Regions from separate parts of the Homo sapiens genome. Here region 1 is linked to region 2. Evidence: read pairs that join two places in POLR2A ChIA-PET (ENCODE). Cell type or tissue: PC-3. All regions are shown on one strand. Region 1 overlaps TEX2 (testis expressed 2). Region 2 overlaps PECAM1 (platelet and endothelial cell adhesion molecule 1).

Region 1 (5,000 bases), 140 kb after region 2:
GGAGCTGACCTGGGCTCATGCCATCTGCAAAGGAACCCATGGGAACCAGGGACCATTTTCAGCATTTGAAAAGGCTTAACAGAAACTATGCTTTTACCCAGGATGAACATACAAAAGCTACCCAAACCATCAAGTTTCCTTGCTTTTGTTTGGAATTGCAACCCTGTATGGAAGGTTTCATGCTGACTCCACGTTCTGATTGGCTGTGGATGACATAATAGGAGTTTCTGACACAGGATTGGTCTAACTGTAGATATTGTTACTGGAGCTGGTACCAGGTCTCACTTCCCACTACCTTTAGAATGAGGTTGACCTTGAATGTGAGTGCCCTTGACTATGGAAATGAAGCCACTGATTGTTTCTTGCTTGCTCAGCTATGCTTATTATCACACCTGTGGCAGTGACTTGATTTTTATAATGTCATTATGAACCCCTTATAAATATGGATTGTTGATTAAAATTTGGATCAGTATTGAAATGGAAGAATAATACACAGAATTAATCAGTTTACTGGTAAACAATGTAAGAATATTGAAAAACATGTGGCCAACATGGGGAGGGGACAGAAAAAAAAGAGGTTGATGAAACTACAGATCTTATCCACAGCTCTCATTTAAAAAAGATCCTTTTTCATCAGCTTTTCACTGAAATCAAACACCAATAACTCTTTCACCACGAAACACCAACTATTAATACTTAGTCTCTATAAGCCTCCTAGGATCCTGTTGTGTTCATTTACCTAGGTGATGTACATCATCCTAAATTCTGCCTTTTCATTTTGTATTACGATGTATATGTACAGTACATATTTTTACATTGTCATTGTGTCATTCTTAATGGTCACAGCTGCCTGAACTAAACCTAAAGTCAGACAGTCAGGACAGTCCAGTGCTGGTGATTAGAGAAGGCTGGAAACAAGCTGTCTGATCCCGGATAACATGCCGGTGAGTCCACAGGCTGAGTCGGCACGGATAAAAAGATGTGCTCACACCTGCTGTGGATGCTGATTATAGTAGCTTACATATGTTAAGTGTTATTTCTTAATTCTCCCAGCAGCCCCTATGAGATAGGCACTATTATCTGCATTATATGTAAGGAAAAAGAGGCCTTTTGCCGTAACTTGTCCAGGGTGACACACTGATAAGAGGTGGAACTGGAATCCAAAGCTGGGTCTGTTTAATTTCAGAGTTTGAGTTCTTAACCAGGTTTTCTGTGCAATTGTGTTGCACCCCAGGACCTATTCAGTTCTCACCTCCCTTCAGAATCTAACCACCTTCCACCTTAATAATGACAAACACATCTATTAATATGCATTAAAGTGACAGAAGCTTAATACTGAAACAAGATAGAGTGGATGTTGCTGGCGAACAGGAACCCCAGAGACGGTCCTGTCCACATGAGGCTGTGTTAGTTTTCCTAGAGCAGAGTGGTGTGAAGGGCCAGCCTGCATTCAGTCTCTCCTTTGGTTCCGTCCTTTAGTCAGCCTCAGAGTTTTTCAGACTTGAATGGGCACAACAGTGACCACACAGGGTTGCCTGAAGCACATATATGGTACTTGGTGGGAGACTCAAGATTCTTAGTGAGGCTGAGAAGTGGTGCTTGGGTGATGTTTGTACAGAGTAAGAACTAATGAAGCACTGGGATAGAGAGCCCCATGAAGTTCAACCCCATCACAGCCTGAGCAGGAGCAGCCTCACAGTCACCTTCTGTACTGTTTGGCAGTAGGTGGGGGAAAGATAGGGGCTGCTGAGGAGGCCAAGTTGATGCCTGTCCTCTGGTGCCTGAGCACATGCAGGTGCGGCTGATCTGCAGCTCATTCTCATAGGTTGGAAACTCTCCACCTAATGGCCAGCACACATAAGGGATGTTTCTACAGCTGGGCTGAGCAAGACAAGTCTGGAAAGTCTAGAAGTATTTGTTAATGGGAGATGAGCTGTTTCAGTACTATTTGAAAAATATTTTGACTTAATTGCCTTAGGCACATTAGTCAGCTGATGTGCACTCTGGTTTGCTTTCCTTGACTTTAACAGTTGCCAAGAATTTCTCTTGTTACAAAAGAGAAAAGTAGGACTCTAAGTATGTTCTGTTCCATGGAAATTGAGTCATAGACTCTTAGAATTTAGAGCCTTCTGGAAAATTCCTTGAAGACAATGGAGGAAGCTTCCCTCAGTTTACAGCAGAACCCCAGGCTCAGGGAGGTGAAGTGGGGAGCTCCGTCACTGTCATTTGAGGGCCATTTGAGGGCTGTGGTCCTCCGTGGAGCTCCTCCCTCTGCTGCCTCATGGCCTCACTCGGTCTGTGTTTTCAATGACTGATTTACTACTAACTGAACAATTGTCTGAATCCCAATCATCTCATCAGTGGGCAATCCTTTCTTGGCATGATCCACAACAGAGGTAGAGTTGGGTGGGGAATGTTCCCCCTCAGGGCCTATAGGCAAGTGGTTCTCCTCAGGGAACCATGAGGTGGCCAGCCGGCCAGGTCAGGACCATGCCTGTGCCAGGAACCAGTATCTCCTAACCTTGCCAGTTGTGAACATGGCTCTGGGTTTCTTGCCTCTATTCCTTTTCTTCTGCTTTGTCCTCCACTTAAAATGTACTCTCCATTTTGTCTTGGCGGGGCACCTTGTCAGGTCCCCATGGGCCAGCTCACACGGGGCCCCTGGGAAACCTTCCACCATGCCTTCTCATATTCCTCCCATCAATTCCTATTTCCCTCAGTCCCACTCTTTCCCCTACACACACATGTGTGCACACATACATGCACATACACATGTGCACACATGCATGCACACATCTTAAACCTGGTTTAAAAAAATTTATCTTCTTTGGCCCTCAGATGCCTTACCTATAAATAACATTCTGATGTAAGATTACACTTAGCAAATTTACTGCCCTATATCAAGGTTAAGTCTGCTGATGCCTGTGTGAAAAGGAGGGTTTCTGACTGGGGGAAACGGCTAATTTTTTTGAGTTCTTAAAGAGTTTTTTCAGTTTTTGAAGAATTAATCTGAAATACGTTCCTCACATTGAGAAGCTGAATGGCCAGTGATCAACCTAGATGTAAGCTAGGTTGTCTAATTTCCTAATATGATTTGAAGGGAATAAATTCAATGCTTTACAGTTTATTATAGCTAGAAAATAGAGAAATGATTGTCCATATCAGTCAGTTTTTCCAAAGTTAAAATTTAGATCCTTGTATAGGAAACAGAGCAATATGTGTGTTATGTGTGTTATATACACTATTGTCAGCGTTTTCTAAAAAGATTTCAAAGACGAATGTTTTTATGCTGATGGAATGGGAAGGCTTCATCAGGAAGCTGTAAAAAAATCCAGAAGCCATAAAGAAAAAGATAGAGAGCTTCAACATCTCAAAATGTAAAACTTTGTATATTAAAAAAAAAACCCATACAATTAAAAGGCAAGTCAGAGATGGAAGGAAATATTTGGAACACATACAATAGACAAAGTATTAACTATCCTTGATAAAGAAGTGAATAACAAAAGTCCTTGGGCAAGAAATATGAACGACCAGTTAACAGAAGAAGAGAAGCAAATGAGGGAAAAGTATGAAGTGACTATCAAAGCATTGAGATACCTTTTCCCTGCCCACTGAATGGGCAGAAATTTAAAATAATATTCAGTCTTGACCAGGGTTGAAGGTGGACATTTTATACAATGTTAATTAGGAGAGTAAATTGGACAAATTGGCAAACAGTTTCAGAATTTTAAATATGTACCTCATTTGACCCAGCAACTCCACTCTAGAAATACATCCTACAGATAGACTTTCTTTTTGCACAAGATTTATATGGAAACACAGCTTTTAAAGGCAGCGTTGTTTCTAATGGTGAAAACAGGAAACCCTGCAAATTTCTATCAAATAAAAAAATGATTAAGTTAATAGTGGCATACCTTACTGTGTAGAAAAGGTGTGTGTGTGTGTGTGTGTGTGTGTGTGTGTGTGTGTGTGTACCTGTCAGTCCATAGGTATAGGCCATAGGAGGTGGTCCAAGAAATAGTAAGTAAAAAACAAATGCAAAACAATTTGTATAATATGATCTCATTTAAAAGTAAAAACAAAAACAACTTTATTTGTGCGCACTACCTTTTGTATGCACACAAAATGCCTATGAAAGGTCTGGAAAGATACGTTCTAAACCAGGGGTCCCCAATCCCCGGGCCACAGACCAGGAGCGGTCCATGGCCTGCTAGGAACCAGGCTGCACACCAGGAGGTGAGCTGTGGGTGAGTGAGCAAAGCTTCATCTGTATTTACAGCCCCTTTCCATCCCTCGCATGACTGCCTGAGCTCCACCTCCTGTCACATCAGTAGCGGCACAGATTCTCATAGGAGTGTAAACCCTACTGTGAACTGCGCATGCGAGGGATCTAGGTTGCTCCTCCTTATGAGAATCTAATGCTTGATGATCTGTCACTGTCTCCCAGCACCCCCAGATAGGACTGTCTAGTTGCAGGAAAACAAGCTCAGGGCTTCCACTGATTCTACATTATTGTGAGTTGTAGAATTGTGTCATTATATACAATGTAATAACAATAGAAATGAAATGCACAATAAATGCAGTATACTTGAATCATCCCGAAACCATACCCCGCTGCCTCTGGTCCGTGGAAAAATTGTCTTCCATGAAGCTGATTTTGCAGGGAGGAGGAGAAAATTTCACTTTTCCTCTACATCTGTTTTTGAAGTTTTTTTCAATGAGTTTGAAATTATATATTTTTTATTGAAGTGAAGATGTATACATATGGTTCAACTCTCTCATTTCACTTCTAGAAATATTTCCTAAGGAAATAACCAGAGGGCAGTCAAAGGTTTATCTATAGCTAGTCAAAGGTTTATCTATAGCATCATGTGCAGCATTGCAGTCTTGTTTGTAATAAGAAATTCAAGTGGTATTCTTGAATTACATTATGGAATATTCATCCTATACAGCGATTAAAAATCATGCATGAAATAATCTTTGATTTGAGAAAATGCTTA
Region 2 (5,000 bases):
TTGCAGAATCCTTCTCTACACCCAAGTTCCACATCAGCCCCACCGGAATGATCATGGAAGGAGCTCAGCTCCACATTAAGTGCACCATTCAAGTGACTCACCTGGCCCAGGAGTTTCCAGAAATCATAATTCAGAAGGACAAGGCGATTGTGGCCCACAACAGACATGGCAACAAGGCTGTGTACTCAGTCATGGCCATGGTGGAGCACAGTGGCAACTACACGTGCAAAGTGGAGTCCAGCCGCATATCCAAGGTCAGCAGCATCGTGGTCAACATAACAGGTAGGGCTGCTGCTGCGGGAGGGTGTTGGCATATGGCGGGCTCAAGAGGCCACCATGCTGCAATCCAGCATGGCCAAAGAGAGCTGATACATTTCCTGCCCCTGCTTATCTGAATGAATGTGCTCAGATGGGGCTTTGGTGCTCGTGGGAAGAAACCACTGCAGAGCGAGTTAACAGTCTACTGTGCGTGTTGAGGGTACAGGCTCCGGCACCAAAGCTCAACCCTGCCGCTCACTGCTTCTGTGACCTTGGGTGAGTTATTGAACGTGCCGCAGCGCTGTGAGATGGTGATAATGACCTTTTAGGACTGCTATAATGATTAATGAGATAACTATACTGTAAGCATGAGCTGAGAGATTTGTACAGAGTAAGACTCTGAACACTGGTTAATGTTTTCATTACTCTGTTATATTTCTCCATCCCCTGTGACAAGCACTATGCTAGATCCCAGACGTGGGTCCTATGACAGGGCCACAAATGAGAAAGCATTAGTAAACTCAAAAATAATGATAACATGGCTGGGCATGGTGGCTCACGTCTGTAATCCCAGGACTTGGGAGGCCAAGGTGGGCAGATCACTTGAGGCCGGGAGTTCGAGACCAGCCTGGCCAATATGATAAAACCCCATCTCTACTAAAAATACGAAAATTAGCTGGGCATGGCAGCATGCCTGTAATCTCACCTACTCGGGAGGCTGAGGCACAAGAATCTCTTGAACCCGGGAGGCAGAGGCTGCGGTGAGCTGAGATTGCGCCACTGCACTCCAGCCTGGGCCACAGAGTGAGACTCTGTCTCAAAAAAAAAAAAAAAAAAAAAAAGAAATGACAATTACCCTTTGTTGAACATTGCATGATGGGTTTATATACATTTTCTTTTCTTTTTTTTTTTTTCTTTTTTGAGACAAAGTCTCACTCTGTTGCCCAGGCTGGAGTGCAGTGGCACGATCTCGGCCCACTACAACCTCTGCCTCCCAGGTTCAAGTAATTCTCCTGCCTCAGCCTCCCGAGTAGCTGGGATTACAGGTGCATGCGCCACCATGCCCTGCTAACTTTTTGTATTTTTAGTAGAGATGGGGTTTCACCATGCTGTCCAGGCTGGTCTCAAACTCCTAACCTCAAGTGATCTGCCTGCCTCGGCCTCCTAAAGTGCTGGGATTATAGGCATGAGCCACTGGGCTGGCCCAGGTTTATATATATTTTCATTTCATGCTCATAACAATTCAAGGAGATAGGCATAAGAATGTCCACTTTATGGATGTGGAAACTGAGACTGTGAGGTTAGTAACTCAACGAAGGATTACAGGGTTACCAAGGGGGTAGAACAAGAGTCACCCTCAGGCCTGTTTGGCTTTCAAATCCATGAACTTGAAAGTTCCCTCAGACTCCTAACCCTCCTTACCTGGCTTTATTTCCCTCTAAAGTACTTAGCACCAAAAATATACTCTACCTTTCTTGTTTATTATGTGTATGCAGCCACTAGAATGCAAGCCGCTGAGAACAGGAACATTATTTTGTTCAGTGCTATATCCTTAACACCTAGAACAGTGCCCGGCACACAGGAGGAATTCAATACATATTTGTTGGATGAAGGAATGAGTGTTAGATGACAATGTTTCAGGGGACAGAGACAGTCAGCACTTCTTGGTTGCACGGTGAAGGGGTTCTCATGTGTCTGCATTCATAACGTTCATTCATTCATTTGTTCAGTTATTTACTAAAAGCCTCCTATGTGTCAAGCATTGAGTGTGCAGTGTCAGCAACAGTCTCCAGCACCATAGGTAGGCTACCAACTACCCAACTGGTATATTGGCATATACATTGGGTCCTGCTGGTCTATAGTGTGTGCTAGCAATTTAGTTAAGTATTGATCATGACTTATATTTTGATGGCTCATGGTATTTTTTTACTGATACAATTTATATTATCTCATTAAAGAAAAGTACCAGTTCAACACATATTGAGCATTTTCTGTATGCTGGGCAACTTACTGGGGATAAAGAGCTACCTAAGACCCGGTTTTACCTATGAAGAATTCATAGACATAACTAGACCAGTCTACAGCATTTTGTGGTAGAAGCCCAGATGGACTGAGACATTCTGTCTCAGATACTTTCCCTGGATAACTTTCTCCAACAGGCCTTTCCATGATTCCCAAGGCTAGGTTCAGTGTCTTTTTTCTTTTCTTTTTTTTTTTTTTTTTGAGATGGAGTTTTGCTCTTGTTGCCCAGGCTGCAGTGAAGTGGCACTATCTCAGCTCACTGCAACCTCCGCCTCCCGGGTTCAAGCGATTCTCCTGCCTCAGCCTCCCGAGTAGCTGGGATTATAGGCATGCACCACCACACCTAGATAATTTTTGTATTTTTAGTAGAGACGGGGTTTCGCCATGTTGGCCGGGCTTGTCTTGAACTCCTGACATTGTGATCCGTCCACCTCGGCCTCCCAAAATGCTGGGATTACAGGTGTGAGCCACCACGCCCTGCCAGTTCAGTGTTTTTCCTATGGGGTCTGTGACAAATAATGCATCTGAATCAACCACTAAATGTAAGCACTTTGAAGTCAGAGACTGTTTCTTATTCACTGCTATCTCTCAGTGCCTAGCAAGGGGCCCGCCACAGAGAGAACCTGCAATAAATACTTGTGGGGTGAAATGAGTGAGTGAACAAATACATGAGTGAATGCATGAATCATTATTTGCTGCATTACAAGCTGCAAAACTTTTCTTTTGTTGCTTTTTTTTTTTTTTTGAAATGGAGTTTCAGTCTCTTTTTTTATTATTATTATACTTTAAGTTTTAGGGTACATGTGCACAATGTGCAGGTTAGTTACATATGTATACATGTGCCATGCTGGTGTACCGCACCCATTAACTCGTCATTTAGCATTAGGTATATCTCCTAATGCTATCCCTCCCCCCTCCCCCCACCCCACTACAGTCCCCAGAGTGTGATGTTCCCCTTCCTGTGTCCATGTGTTCTCATTGTTCAATTCCCACCTATGAGTGAGAAGATGCGGTGTTTGGTTTTTTGTCCTTGCTATAGTTTACTGAGAATGATGATTTCCAATTTCATCCATGTCCCTACAAAGGACATGAACTCATCGTTTTTTATGGCTGCATAGTATTCCATGGTGTATATGTGCCACATTTTCTTAATCTGGTCTATCATTGTTGGACATTTGGATTGGTTCCAAGTCTTTGCTATTGTGAATAGTGCCACAATAAACATACGTGTGCATGTGTCTTTATAGCAGCATGATTTATAGTCCTTTGGGTATATACCCAGTAATGGGATGGCTGGGTCAAATGGTATTTCTAGTTCTAGATCCCTGAGGAATCGCCACACTGACTTCCACAATGGTTGAACTAGTTTACAGTCCCACCAACAGTGTAAAAGTGTTCCTGTTTCTCCACATCCTCTCCAGCACCTGTTGTTTCCTGACTTTTTAATGATCGCCATTCTAACTGGTGTGAGATGGTATCTCATAGCGGTTTTGATTTGCATTTCTCTGATGGCCAGTGATGGTGAGCATTTTTTCATGTGTTTTTTGGCTGTATAAATGTCTTCTTTTGAGAAGTGTCTGTTCATGTCCTTCGCCCACTTTTTGATGGGGTTGTTTGTTTTTTTCTTGTAAATTTGTTTGAGTTCATTGTAGATTCTGGATATTAGCCCTTTGTCAGATGAGTAGGTTGCAAAAATTTTCTCCCATTTTGTAGGTTGCCTGTTCACTCTGATGGTAGTTTCTTTTGCTGTGCAGAAACTCTTTAGTTTAATTAGAGCCCATTTGTCAATTTTGGCTTTTGTTGCCATTGCTTTTGGTGTTTTAGACATGAAGTCCTTGCCCATGCCTATGTCCTGAATGGTAATGCCTAGGTTTTCTTCTAGGGTTTTTATGGTTTTAGGTCTAATGTTTAAGTCTTTAATCCATCTTGAATTAATTTTTGTATAAGGTGTAAGGAAGGGATCCAGTTTCAGCTTTCTACATGTGGCTAGCCAGTTTTCCCAGCACCATTTATTAAATAGGGAATCCTTTCCCCATTGCTTGTTTTTCTCAGGTTTGTCAAAGATCAGATAGTTGTTGATATGCGGCGTTATTCCTGAGGGCTCTGTTCCGTTCCATTGATCTATATCTCTGTTTTGGTACCAGTACCATGCTGTTTTGGTTACTGTAGCCTTGTAGTATAGTTTGAAGTCAGGTTGCGTGATGTCTCCAGCTTTGTTCTTTTGGCTTAGGATTGACTTGGTGATGCGGGCTCTTTTTTGGTTCCATATGAACTTTAAAGTAGTTTTTTCCAATTCTGTGAAGAAAGTCATTGGTAGCTTGATGGGGATGGCATTGAATCTATAAATTACCTTGGGCAGTATGGCCATTTTCACGATATTGATTCTTCCTACCCATGACCATGGAATGTTCTTCCATTTGTTTGTATCCTCTTTTATTTCATTGAGCAGTGGTTTGTAGTTTTCCTTGAAGAGGTCCTTCATGTCCCTTGTAAGTTGGATTCCTAGGTGTTTTATTCTCTTTGAAGCAATTGTGAATGGGAGTTCACTCATGATTTGGCTCTCTGTTTGTCTGTTATTGGTGTATAAGAATGCTTGTGATTTTTGTACATTGATTTTGTATCCTGAGACTTTGCTGAAGTTGCTTATCAGCTTAAGGAGATTTTGGGCTGAGACAATGGGGTTTTCTAGATATCCAATCATGTCATCTGCAAACAGGGAC

What was found. ChIA-PET counts read pairs that join two places held together with the same protein. Peaks named below come from ENCODE experiments on the same cell type or tissue, not always from the same donor. Only the 100,000 strongest peaks of a DNase experiment are listed, where the experiment ranks them.
Region 1: POLR2A ChIA-PET joins it to region 2 with 8 read pairs; 2 of 35 experiments call an interaction of 5 or more read pairs at or near these places.

The regions. Positions count from the first base shown.
Region 1 is chr17:64,227,903-64,232,902 of GRCh38, reverse strand. The region is part of intron 1 of TEX2 (testis expressed 2); the gene reads left to right. Among named protein-coding and RNA genes, the nearest start is that of TEX2, 33 kb to the left of the region's middle. In PC-3, no CTCF peak of the experiment used is centred here; DNase peaks (open chromatin) are centred at 1,942 and 2,352; H3K27ac peaks cover 1,541 bases.
Region 2 is chr17:64,365,032-64,370,031 of GRCh38, reverse strand. It overlaps PECAM1 (platelet and endothelial cell adhesion molecule 1), which reads left to right. Exons shown (of 16, transcript NM_000442.5): 5 at 7-282. Among named protein-coding and RNA genes, the nearest start is that of PECAM1, 23 kb to the left of the region's middle. In PC-3, no CTCF peak of the experiment used is centred here; no DNase peak of the experiment used is centred here; H3K27ac peaks cover 941 bases.